Regions from separate parts of the Homo sapiens genome. Here regions 2 and 3 are each linked to region 1. Evidence: chromatin contacts called from ENCODE Hi-C or POLR2A ChIA-PET data. All regions are on one chromosome and are shown on one strand. Each heading gives the region's core, a stretch centred on a gene start or an enhancer-like site at or near the end of the contact. The rest is flanking DNA. Distances are from core to core; before and after follow the strand shown.

The links. Hi-C counts contacts between places; a loop is a spot of excess contacts on that map. ChIA-PET counts read pairs that join two places held with the same protein, here RNA polymerase II (POLR2A). Pooled maps may share reads with other maps.
Region 2: a loop to region 1 is called in a pooled map, with 2.7 times the contacts of the local background. The contact joins two enhancer-like sites. A Hi-C loop is called at or near these places in 4 of 50 pooled maps. POLR2A ChIA-PET finds 5 or more read pairs at or near these places in 3 of 52 experiments (H1, activated T-cell and activated naive CD8-positive, alpha-beta T cell).
Region 3: a loop to region 1 is called in a pooled map, with 3 times the contacts of the local background. The contact joins two enhancer-like sites. A Hi-C loop is called at or near these places in 5 of 50 pooled maps. POLR2A ChIA-PET finds 5 or more read pairs at or near these places in 2 of 52 experiments (GM12878 and activated CD8-positive, alpha-beta memory T cell).

The regions. Positions count from the first base shown.
Region 1 is chr18:45,664,703-45,668,491 of GRCh38, forward strand. SLC14A2 (solute carrier family 14 member 2) reads left to right here. Exons shown (of 20, transcript NM_007163.4): 12 at 1,435-1,517; 13 at 2,233-2,392; 14 at 3,131-3,320; 15 at 3,647-3,775. All of the region lies in intron 7 of LOC105372093 (a long non-coding RNA gene), which reads right to left. Among named protein-coding and RNA genes, the nearest start is that of SLC14A2, 51 kb to the left of the region's middle. Within about 2 kb of position 1,314, at least 7 of the 41 ENCODE cell types and tissues checked have a DNase peak (open chromatin) inside an H3K27ac peak, as active enhancers do.
Region 2 is chr18:45,996,188-45,999,962 of GRCh38, forward strand. It overlaps PSTPIP2 (proline-serine-threonine phosphatase interacting protein 2), which reads right to left. Exons shown (of 15, transcript NM_024430.4): 7 at 3,249-3,347; 8 at 2,607-2,652; 9 at 1,562-1,641. Among named protein-coding and RNA genes, the nearest start is that of EPG5, 31 kb to the left of the region's middle. Within about 2 kb of position 1,589, at least 3 of the 41 ENCODE cell types and tissues checked have a DNase peak (open chromatin) inside an H3K27ac peak, as active enhancers do.
Region 3 is chr18:46,025,510-46,029,522 of GRCh38, forward strand. All of the region lies in intron 2 of PSTPIP2 (proline-serine-threonine phosphatase interacting protein 2), which reads right to left. It also overlaps the pseudogene LOC100422497. Among named protein-coding and RNA genes, the nearest start is that of PSTPIP2, 45 kb to the right of the region's middle. Within about 2 kb of position 2,688, at least 19 of the 41 ENCODE cell types and tissues checked have a DNase peak (open chromatin) inside an H3K27ac peak, as active enhancers do.

The DNA of each region.
Region 1 (3,789 bases), core at 64-2,563:
CATCATTTCATACCACAAGTCAGTTAGCCCAGAGAAATGGACTTTGAGTGAATATGGGAAAATACACGAGGTGGAGAGGGGATTGCCGAGGACATTGCACATCTCAAGGGCCCCTGTAGCTCAGGAGTTTGTCTTTGATAGAGGTTCCCCAGCAGAGTGTGGAAGAGACCACGGTTTGCCTCAAAGGCTTAATAAATTCCTCCTAACATCGTCTCAGGATAGGGGCTGTGGTTGGGGAGAGCATAGTAGAGAGCCCTGCAGCACTGGCAGGCAGAGAGGAGCTTCAGACAGAAACAGCGGGTCAGTGGGGATATCACACACAGGCCTCCAATTTCAAGGGATCCCTTCTGCTTCCTACTCTTCCTTTCAAAGCTTTCAAAATGAATTTGTTTGTCCTGAATGGTGTCACCTCCCAAACACACTGGTATCTGCAGTCCCTGTCCCTTCAGAAGTGGGAACACAGTGCCTTCGATGCATCCCTTCTAGTGTTTTGACACCCTGACGACTCATGAGTGCAGAACGGGGGAACAGGCAATTCAGTCTGAAAACACAGGGTAGTCAGAGCCCAGCCTGCTATTCTCACACTTGACCACAGGAGGGAACCAAAGCATCAAGAAGGAAACTTCCAGGGGCCTGAACATCTTTCAGGATGCATAAAACCCTACTGAAATTGGTGGTCTCTAAAAGTAAATTACCTGTAATAATAAAAATGTTTAGATCCACATTGCAAGAGTTTTCTACAATTACAAAGGCTTGCCAAAATCTGCTTCAAGAGATTACATGGATGTCTCTTGTCCTAATCCCACCAGCCATTGCTACTACAATACCTTAAAAAAACAAAAACAAAAACAAACAGAACAGCCTGAGGTCATCCAGGTGAGGAGAGTCATGGCCAAATTCAAACACAGATTATGCATGGCTCATGGCTCAGGCAGCTTAATACTTTATGAACAGGAAGTGAAGGGCTTCAACAACAACCAAGTTTCTTTTTTTTTTTTTTTTTTTTTTTTTTTTGTTCACCTTCAAGTTCTCCATGTGGAACAGGAGAAAGAACCCTGGATTCCGGGATCAAGCACAAGTCACTGTCTCTCCAGGCTGCTGTTTCCTCATCTAAAAAATTATCAAGGTTGAGCTAAATGAGGGCTTCTTAATTAAAAGTTAGTGGAATCTCTGAGCTCCCTAAATTCCTTGTAAAATGCCCTGTTTATATGAAGATGTACACTTTTTCCCCAAAGCGAGGGCCCAGATGGATCCATGACCAGTAAAAGAACAAAAGAGCCTTCGAGCTGCAAGGCCCCATGATTCTGTGCTTCCTCAGTAGGAACAGGAAATACTGCATAATCTTAACACCTCTTGAGCCTTGCAGGACATTAGCTTCTGAGGTGCCAGAGTAGAGGTGTCCTAACTGATGGTGCTCTTTCCTTCTAACTCCAGTGTTTGGAAAAGGCGAACACCAGGAAAGACAAAACAAAGACCCATTTCCCTATCGATACCGGAAGCCCACAGTCGAGCTGCTTGTGAGTACTGAGTGTCCTGAATCAGGGACAGCGCCCTACAGTCACAGAGCCCACAGCAGATGAGGGAGCTGAGAGCTGTAAACAAGGTTCTCCGATTTAGGCAAACTTTTCTTGCATTCGTATTTTCTGAAATGTAATTACCTGGGACAAAAATGTCTCTTTCACAGTTTACTTTGTAACTTTTCATATTCCTTGTATTTGAATTATTATCAGGCTTCCTTTAAACCCAGTATTCAAGCATTTAGGAAATAAGCTGGTGCCTGTTTTCAAAAACAGAATCTTCACATGTTCAATTTCATACCCTTATGTTTATGAACAGTTATATCTTAAAGACTAGACATGCCAGGGAGAAAGCCATTTCTTCTGGAAAGAGTATTAATGTTAAAAAAAAAAAAAGACTAAAAATCTGTGGTTAATCTCAGTTCTACTGTTTGACCTTGACCTTTGAAAATGAGAACCTCCACTTGCCAGAGTCCTCCTCCACAGAACGAAAGTAAAGATGTTATCTTACTGTGCCTCACGGTAGTTAACCTATTAGATGAGGTCATGTGTCAAACAAAAGACAGTCTAATCTACAGAAACAGGGAGGTTAAACAGCAATTTAATGAAATACCAAATGACAATCTTATTTGGTCCCTGAGTGACCACAAACATGAATTCTCAGTGTAAGAACCACCGAATGTGGGAGACTCTTGCCTATCTCTGTCCTGGACAGGATCTGGACACCATGGAGGAGAGCTCTGAGATAAAAGTGGAAACAAACATTTCCAAGACATCCTGGATTCGGAGTTCCATGGCTGCCAGTGGGAAAAGGGTCAGCAAAGCCCTCAGCTACATCACAGGAGAGATGAAGGAGTGTGGAGAGGGACTTAAAGGTAAAATTCTATGAGAACAACACTGACCCTGACCCTAAAAACTCACCTCCACCCATCCCCAGGAAACCCATTGCCATGGGGGTTCCCTATAGACTAGACTTAGACTAGACTGCACTCTGTTACTGTGGTCTTTCCTGGAAGCTGGGAGTTTTGCTGTTAAAACAGACATACAGCCTCTTGAACTATAAATAGCAATACATGCAAGAGTGTGAGCTCATGAGCTCTCATTTCTGAACAGAACACTTCTGCTATCTCAAATATCCCATCTGAATATTGCAGACAGGTGTTTTTCGCATTGGGATTCTAGAGCCAGCATTCTAGAAAAACGCCATCTGGATGGTTCATGGGAGAACTGTGTCTACCATGCCAATAGGTTCTCTTTAGCAATCTTTCCAGAGCTCAGCCCATGGGTTTAATGCCCTCTATGCAGCAAGAACATGTTCTTGAAAATTCATGGTACCACCACAGGGGTCAGAGGCAGCTCAGGGCACCTAATCCCCCCTGCCAGAAAAACAACCTGGAGGTCACATCTGGCTGGTGATGGGTCTCAAGAGTTTTCTTGGCAGTCAGATGCTCTCTTGAGTTCCTTGTTTACCATCTTTGGTGGCAGGTGACAGCAGGTGGCTGGCTTCCTGCAAACCCACTTCGGATATCCAGATTCCCTCACACCCTCCATCTGCCCACCCAGGGCTGCCCACACTGAGCACTTGCCTACTTCCTGCCCCGGTTCCATTTCAGACAAGTCCCCAGTGTTCCAGTTCTTTGACTGGGTCCTCCGAGGCACATCTCAAGTGATGTTTGTGAACAACCCCCTCAGCGGCATCCTCATCATCCTCGGCCTCTTCATCCAGAACCCCTGGTGGGCGATCTCAGGCTGCCTGGGTACCATCATGTCCACCTTGACAGCCCTCATCCTGAGTCAGGACAAGTAAGTCCCAGAGGCTCAGGGTCCAAACATGTAGCCAAGAAGTCACTCCCCATGGGGACCATTCTTCCTCTTCCCAGCTGAGAAATCCTCAAAATAAGGACACTGACAACTAAAAATGACTGTTCCCTGGTTATTTTGTCATAGCAACATATTTCTAGAGAAATATGAAGGATTCATAGGGTTGTCTTCCTTCCCCACTCCCAGAAGGGTGGTCTATTTGAAGGCGTGTGTAGTCAGGCCCCAGATAAAAAGAATCTGACTCAATAGGAAAATGTAAAGGGCCCTGGGGAAGCCCCTGCTCCACCTGACCCTCCCTCTCCTGCCAGGTCGGCCATCGCTGCAGGATTTCACGGCTACAATGGGGTGCTGGTGGGGCTGCTGATGGCCGTGTTCTCAGACAAAGGTGACTACTACTGGTGGCTGTTGCTACCCGTCATCATCATGTCCATGTCTTGGTAAGTTTGCTTTT
Region 2 (3,775 bases), core at 339-2,838, 330 kb after region 1:
CCATGCCCAAGAAGGTGGGGAAAGGCAAGCTGGATGAAAAAAGATCTTGAACAAGGAAGGAACAGCCCCTTTTCTGTGCTAACAGGAAAAAAGGAGTGGGGCAGGCGTGTCTGTCAATGATTCTTATACTTGAATTCCCATCAAAATCACTTGGAAGGCTTATTAGCACAGAGATTGCTGGGCTTTACCCCCAGAGTTTCTGATTCGGTAGGTCTGAGGTTGGTCTGAGAACCTGCATTTCTAACAAGTTCCCAGGTGATGCTGATGCTACCAGTCCTAGGACCTCACTTTGAGAACCACTGGAAGAAAATGTGTAGGCAGGATGACAGAAACTTAAGCAAGCTTCCAAGTTATGTTTTTTATTTTCTCTTGGAAATTGTGAGGTCATTTGCTGCAAAAGAAAGGGAGCAGTGGTGAAATTGAAGGTATGAGGAGAGTAAAAAAAAAAAAGAAAACCCTCCAGCCAGGCATGGTGGCTCATGCCTGTAACCCTGGCAACTCAGGAGGCAAAGGTGGAAGGATTGCTTGAGACCCAGGAGCTCAAGACCAGCCTGGGCAACAGAGCAAGTCCCTGTCTCTTTAAAAATAAAATAAATAATAAATAATTAACAAGGCGTGGTGGTGCACGCCTGTAGTCCCATCTACTTCACTTGAGCTCATGGGGTTTCAGGCTGCAGTGAGCTCTGATCATGCCACTGCACTCCAGCCTGGGCGACAGAGTGAGACCCAGACTCAAAACAAAAAGCAAACAAACAAATCTCCAAAGCCTACTCACTTGCTGTTGGCATTCCCTTTAGAGCCTATTGAGGCCGGGCTCTCCAAAGATAATTACTTAATCGACCATTAACTGATTCAGCTATTCTATGCTTGTGCTAACCCAACATTAGACTAAAATTTGAACTGTTGGACAGCATGGTCAGGATGGGGATGAGGCAGACAAGGTTTGGGGAAAACTATTCCAGTTCCTTCCATTCTTCACTTAAATTTCTGATTTCTTTTTTTGTTTGTTTGTTTTCTTGGAGACGGAGTCTTGTTCTGTCGCCCAGGCTGGAGTGCAATGGCACTATCTTGGCTCACTGCAACTTCCGCCTCCCAGGTTCAAGCTATACTCCTGCCTCAGCCTCTAGAATAGCTGGGATTACAGGTGTGCGCCACCACACCCGGCTAATTTTTGTATTTTTAGTAGAGACAGGGTTTCACCATGTTGGCCAGATGGTCTTGAACTCCTGACCTCAGGTGATCCACCCACCTCGGCCTCCCAAAGTGCTGGGATTACAGGCATGGGCCACCGTGCCTGGCCAAATTTCTGATTTCTAATTTGCCCTCAAGCTCTGTAACCCTATGAGAATCCGGGCAGATCATTTCTACAAAAGTAGACTCTCCAGGTTCTGGGCAGAAGACCCACCTCCCGCCCCCTCGTCCTCCCCCAACCCCCGGCCCCACTCCCCCTTCCCTCCCTCCCCTCCCCCTCCTCCCCTCCCCCCCCCGTCCTGAGCAGCTTCCTGTTACACACACCCCCACCCACCCACCCCAGTCCTGAGCAGCTTCCGGTTACGGGTACCTCGCAGGCCTTGATGTGCTCACTCTGCCACTCTTCTCGGACCTTATCCAGGGTGCCGATGTGCAGCATGTATGCTTTGTCTGCAACAGAAGGGAGAGACCTGGGTCAGAAACTAGACAGGAAGGTGGCTCGCAGATACACCCACAGGCTGGTCTCAGATGGCAAAAGAAACTCATCCGAGTTGTGCTGAGCTTACAAGGCCCCCAGGACTCTGAGCACTGGGAGTTATTGCATCTCTCACCCTCATCATATTTGGTGAAGTAGGCAAAGGAGGGTATCACTTTCTTTTTAAACATTGGACCTAACATTGAGAAAGAAAGGTTCTAAGGAAGAAGTGAAAGCTGATAAGAAACCTCAGCCAGGGTTTTGTTTGTGTAATTCCACCTCAGTATTTCCCATCGCTTTTCATTTTCAAAATTGTCTGATGAAGGATGCAGAGAAGAGAACTACCTTGAGCCCTAAAGGGGCACCAAGTTACTTTAGTTTCAAATGTAGAGATTAAGATGTACATAACCACCACAGTCATGAGGGATATTTCCTGCAGGATATTCTGGGAATTAGAAGCTTTTGCAAATGCCTGGTTTGGGTCTTAGATTTCAGTGATAACAAGGCCTTGCAGCTTGGCTGTTTCACAGCAGATAAGAGCTACCGGGGCTGAAATGGTCTTTTAGATAGATGCCCCAATACATCAGAGGAAGCACCTGATTGCAAAGCCGCTACCACATGACTCCACCATCTCACTCCCATGTAAGGCAGCAAGATCTAAGCAGACAGAAGCCAGAAACAGTGGCCTCATAGCCTCCTCCCACCTTCCGGGGTTCTAATATACCCTCCCTTCCTCTCTCCTCTTCTTTCCTTTCCTCCCTCCCTTCCTTACTCTCTCCCTTCCTTCCTCCCTTTTTCCCTTCAGATATCTCACTAATCCTGCTGAATATCCATATATTCTCTCTTTAAGGTATATAAAACTCCCTTTCTCAGGGACACATTTAGGATAACGTAAACCCCACCAGCAACCCTCCCCCATCCGTAGGAACTGCCCCCTCACCTGAGTCCTCTACTGCGGTCTTTGAAGTTGCCAGTTTCACAAAAAGCTGTGAAAACAAACAAACAAACAAAAAAAGAGCAAGCATTGGGAATGCTGGACGAGGCTTCCACAGGCAAAACAGATTGAAAAGCAGTAACTATGAAGAGACCAGGTCTAGTGCAAGTCCTGTGTACATTTCCCTCATGAGCAAATCATTCAACGTGCCCTGCAATCTTATCAATCTTGGAAAATATCCATAAAGCATCTTGCCCAGTGTCTTCCTAAAGACACACCCAGCCCTCTGGTTGCAGAAATCTTGTATCTAGATTTTACAAAGTTAAATTTGTAATCCACCCAAGCAAAAGGCAGCCTGACTACAAAGAATACATGAACTGAGTCTTTAAGAAAAATGACAACAACTGGGAAATCCCTCCAACCTCTTATCACCCCATCTCCCTCCCTCATAGCCATGCTTCTGTCGCTCTTCCCCTAACCCCCAAATATGTGGCAGTGGTTTTTCAGGTTCAGAAGACCCCCAATACATGAAGGAAGATATTTCCAGGGGTTTAGGATACAGGTTCATTTCTTATGAAGATTCATAATTGGCTTTAGCCTGACATAGGTCAGTCTCAGATTTTTCGGGTTGTTAGCCCTCCTGGGTACCTTTTCTTGTTGCTTCGGGTTCACCAGGTTGGCACTCCGGCTGACGGCCTGTTCTGCCTCATCTTTGTCCCGGCATTTCTGCTCATAGTTCTTCTTTGCCTTTGTCATTATGAACAAAGAGAACCAAAACAAATGAACAGAGTGTAACCATGAAATGCAGCCCCCTTGGCCCAGGAAGTCCAGCATGGACAGGGCCGTCTGATTAGTGCTCTGATTGTCACTAAGCCATGGGCTCCCAGAGGGCAGATGCTTTTTCTTATCAGTCTTTGAAAGCTCACTCTCTCTCTCTAGCCCTTTTTCAAATTATGTAATAGTGGCAACCTGATCAAGGAAGTAATAGCTCCTATTTGGCAACATAAAGTACATGAGCTTTAAAAATGGACTGAAACGAAAGATGGAATTTGAAATAGACAAAATTAAGGCCAGGCACCATGGCTCACGCCTGTAATCCCAACACTCTGAGAGGCTTAAGTGGGTGGATTGCTTGAGCCCAGAAGTTCAAGACAAGCCTGGGCAAAATGAATGAA
Region 3 (4,013 bases), core at 1,438-3,937, 360 kb after region 1:
TAACTTTCATGTTTATGTAATTGAGATCATTCTATTATTTGCTGTTCTGTTTTTCACCTAGTAACACATCATATAGAATGTTCCTTATCAGCACATAGGGATCCACCACATTCACAATATGGAGTTCTCTGTAGTACAAAGTCTCCTGAGTTATTTCCAGTTTTCACTACCACTAAAAAAAAAAAAAAGAAAGAAAGAAAAGAAAAAAGAAAAAAACCTAAATGAACATCTGAACATCTGTGGACATATATCCACGGGCATCTCTGAGAGTGTCTCACTCTGCCACCCAGGCTGGAGTGCAGTGGCACAATCTCGGCTCACTGCGACCTCCGCCTCCCGGGTTCAAGCGATTCTCCTGCCTCAGCCTCCCATGCAGCTGGGACTACAGGTGTGCGCCACCATGCCGAGCTAATTTTTGTATTTTTAGTGGAGACAAAGTTTCACCATGTTGGCCAGGCTGGTCTCGAACTCCTCACCTCAGGTGATCCACCTGCCTCACCCTTTCAAAGTGCTGGGATTAAAGGCATGAGCCACCACACCCAGCTTGAGAGTGTTTTTCTGAGAGTTCTGAGAAAGTGGATTTACTAGGTCAGGGGAAAGAATGCATTTTAAATTTTTGAAAAATAGTGCCAAAGTGTCCTCCAAAAAAGTCTTCTCAATTTCTACTTCCACAAAAAGTGTACAGGAGCTCCCATTTCCAGGAATGCTGACCCACAGTGGATATAAATAATCTTTTAAAATTGCTACCAGTGTGAGAGGGAGGTTGAAGAAAGGAAGAACTTCTTTTTGAATTTGCATTTCCCTGATTTCTAGTGTGGTTGTGCATCATTTTATACGCTTATTGTTTATTTGCATTTCTTCTTCTGTAAGTTATCATCCAACTTTTTAACTGAGCATTTTGCCTTATTCCTATTAATTTGGTAGAAGTTCTTTATAGACTATGTATATACAACTTATTCTTACATATGTTACAAAGTTTCTCCCATCCTGTCATTTGTCTTTTCTAAATAATGATTTTACCCAATTTATTAAAATGATACATGCTCATTACTCAAAAATAAACATGAAGAAAAGTACAGGCTGGGCATGGGTGCAGTGGCTGATGCCTGTAATCCCAGCACTTTGGGAGGCCAAGACGGGAGTATTGCTTGAGACCACGATTTCAAGAGCAGCCCTGGCAACACAGCAAGACCGCGCCTCTACAAAATTAAATAAATAAATAAATGAAATAAACGGGTGTGGTGGTGCATACCTGTAGTCCCAGCTACTGGGGGAGGATGGGGCAGGAGGATCACTTAAGCCTGGGAGTTCAAGGCTGCAGCGCACTATGATAGGAAGGAAAAGTACAAAGAAGAAAACAAACAACCCAAAATTCCACCAACTAAAACTAATTAGTATTAATATTTGATGATGATTGTAACAGGGATTTCTTTCTGCAGGTATACAAATAGGAAGGATGAACAGATGCATGCAACAAATAATTTTTAAAGAATAAGACCATATGGCCGGGTGCAATGGCTCACACCTGTAATCCCAGTACTTTGGGAGGCCAAGGCGGTGGATCACCTGAGGTCAAGAGTTCGAGACCAGCGTGGCCAACATGGTGAAACCCTGCCTCTACTAAAAATACAAAAAATTAGCCAGGCATGGTGGCGCATGCCTGCAATCCCAGCTACTTGGGAGGCTGAGGCAGGAGAATCGCTTGAACCGGGGAGGCAGAGGTTACAGTGAGCTGAGATCGCACTATTGCACTCCAGCCTGGGCGACAAGAGCAAAACTCCATCTCAAAAATAAATAAATAAATAAATAAATAAATAAATAAATAAATAAATAAAAATATTAAAAAAATTTTTTTTAAAGAATAAGACCATATGCCACATGCCTTTTAAAAATAGCTTGGACTGGTGTTGTGGCTCACACCTATAATCCCAGCACTTTGGGAGGGCAAGGTGGGAGGATCGATTGAGCCCAAGGGTTTGAGACCAGCCTAGGCAGCATGGGAAACCCTGTCTCTACAAAAAAATACAAAAATTAGCTGGGTGTGGTGGCACACATCTGTAGTCCCTGCTACTCAGGAGGCGGAGGTAGGAGGATCACTTGAGCCTGGGAGTTTGAGGCTGCAGTGAACCGTGACTGCGCCACTGCACTCCAGCATGGATGACAAAGTAAGACCCTGTATAAAATAAAATAAAATAAGTAAATAAAAATTGAAATTTTAATCTGATTTTAATTTCACAGAAGAAAAAAAACTGAAGTGAAGCTGAAAGAATTACTAAAATTGAAATAATAGTCTCTTTACCATAGGAAAAATTAGTTCCTCAAAGATCTTTCTGAGGTTAAAAGAAAAAGTTTATGAAAATAAGTAAGAGGGCCGGGCACGGTGGCTCACGTCTGTAATCACAGCACTTTGGGAGGCCAAGGCAGGCGGATCAGTTGAAGACAGGAGTTTGAGACCAGTCTGGCCAACATGGTGAAACCCCATCTCTACTAAAAATATAAAAATTAGCCAGGAGTGGTGGCGCGTGCCTGTAATCCCAGCTACTCAAGAGGCTGAGGCAGAAGAATCGCTTGAACCCGGGAGGCGGAGGTTGCAGTGAGCCAAGATCGCGCCATTGCACTCCAGCCCGGGCGACAGAGTGAGACAGTGTCTCAAAAAGAAAAGAGGCGCGCATGCGCAGTGAGGTTTCACGCGAGCGCCTGCGTTTCTCCTCAAACCTAACGATGCCGCGGGAACTGAGGAGCCGAATGAAACTGCACAGTAGAACCGCAGCGAAGCCGAAGCGTTAGCCCGGAACGAGGGCGGACTGGAAAGCCGGAGCGGGGCCGAGCGAGCCGCCCCAAAAGGCTGCCGCTTCATCCCAGCGAAAACCGCCGGCCAGGCCAAGCGCGGCGAGGGAAGAGGAGAGACGGCTCCGGCAGCGGAACCGCCCGACGCTGGAGAAGACAAACCGGCCGTGGAGTGGTGCCTGGAGGAGCTGGTCTTCGGCGATGTCGAGGACGACGAGGACACGCTGCTGCGGCGTCTGCGGGGTCCGTGGGTTCAAGGACATGAAGACTTGGGAGACTCAGAAGCGGAGAATGAAGCAAAAGGTAATTGTGCACCTCAAAAGAAGCCAATTTGGGTGGATGAAGAAGATGAAGATGAGGAAATGGTTGACATGATGAACAATCGGTTTCGGAAAGATAATGATGAAAAATGCTAGTGAAAGTAAACTTTAGAAAGACAAACTTAAGAAGCGACTTTAAGAAGAATTCCAGCATGCCGTGGGAGGAGTACCTGCCTGGGCAGAGACTAATAAGCTGAAAACAACTTCAGATGATGAAAGTGAAGAGGATGAAGATGCTTTGTTGCAAAGGACTGGGAATTTCATATCCACATCAACTTCTCTTCCAAGAGGAATCCTGAAGATGAAGAACTGCCAGCATGGTAATGCTGAACGTCCTTCTGCTGCTCAGATCTCATCTGTGCAGTTCCGTCCTTGTGCACAGATTGTGATGGTCGCTGGATTAGATAACCTATATCACTATTTCAGGTTGATGGAAGAACAAATCCTAAAATCCAGAGCACCTGTTTGGAAAGGTTTCCAAACTGTAAGGCTTATTTTAGTGCTAATGGGGAAGAAGTTTTAGCCATGAGTACTCACAGCAAGGTTTTTTATGTCTATGACATGCTAGCTGGAAATTAATTCCTGTGCATCAAGTGAGAGGTTTGAAAGAAGATAGTGAGGAGCTTTGAAGATGTCTCCCCAGATGGGTCCTTCTTGCTCATAAATGGCATTGCTGGGTATTTGCATTTGCTATCGATGAAGACCAAAGAACTGATTGGAAGCATGAAAATTAATGGAAGGGTTGCAGCATCCACGTTCTCTTCAGATAGTAAGAAAGTATATGCCTCTTCGGGGATGGAGAAGTTTATGTTTGGGATGTGAACTCAAGGAGGTGCCTTAACAGATTTGTTGATTAAGGCAGTTTATATGGATTAAGCATTGCCACATCTAGGAATGGACAGTTGC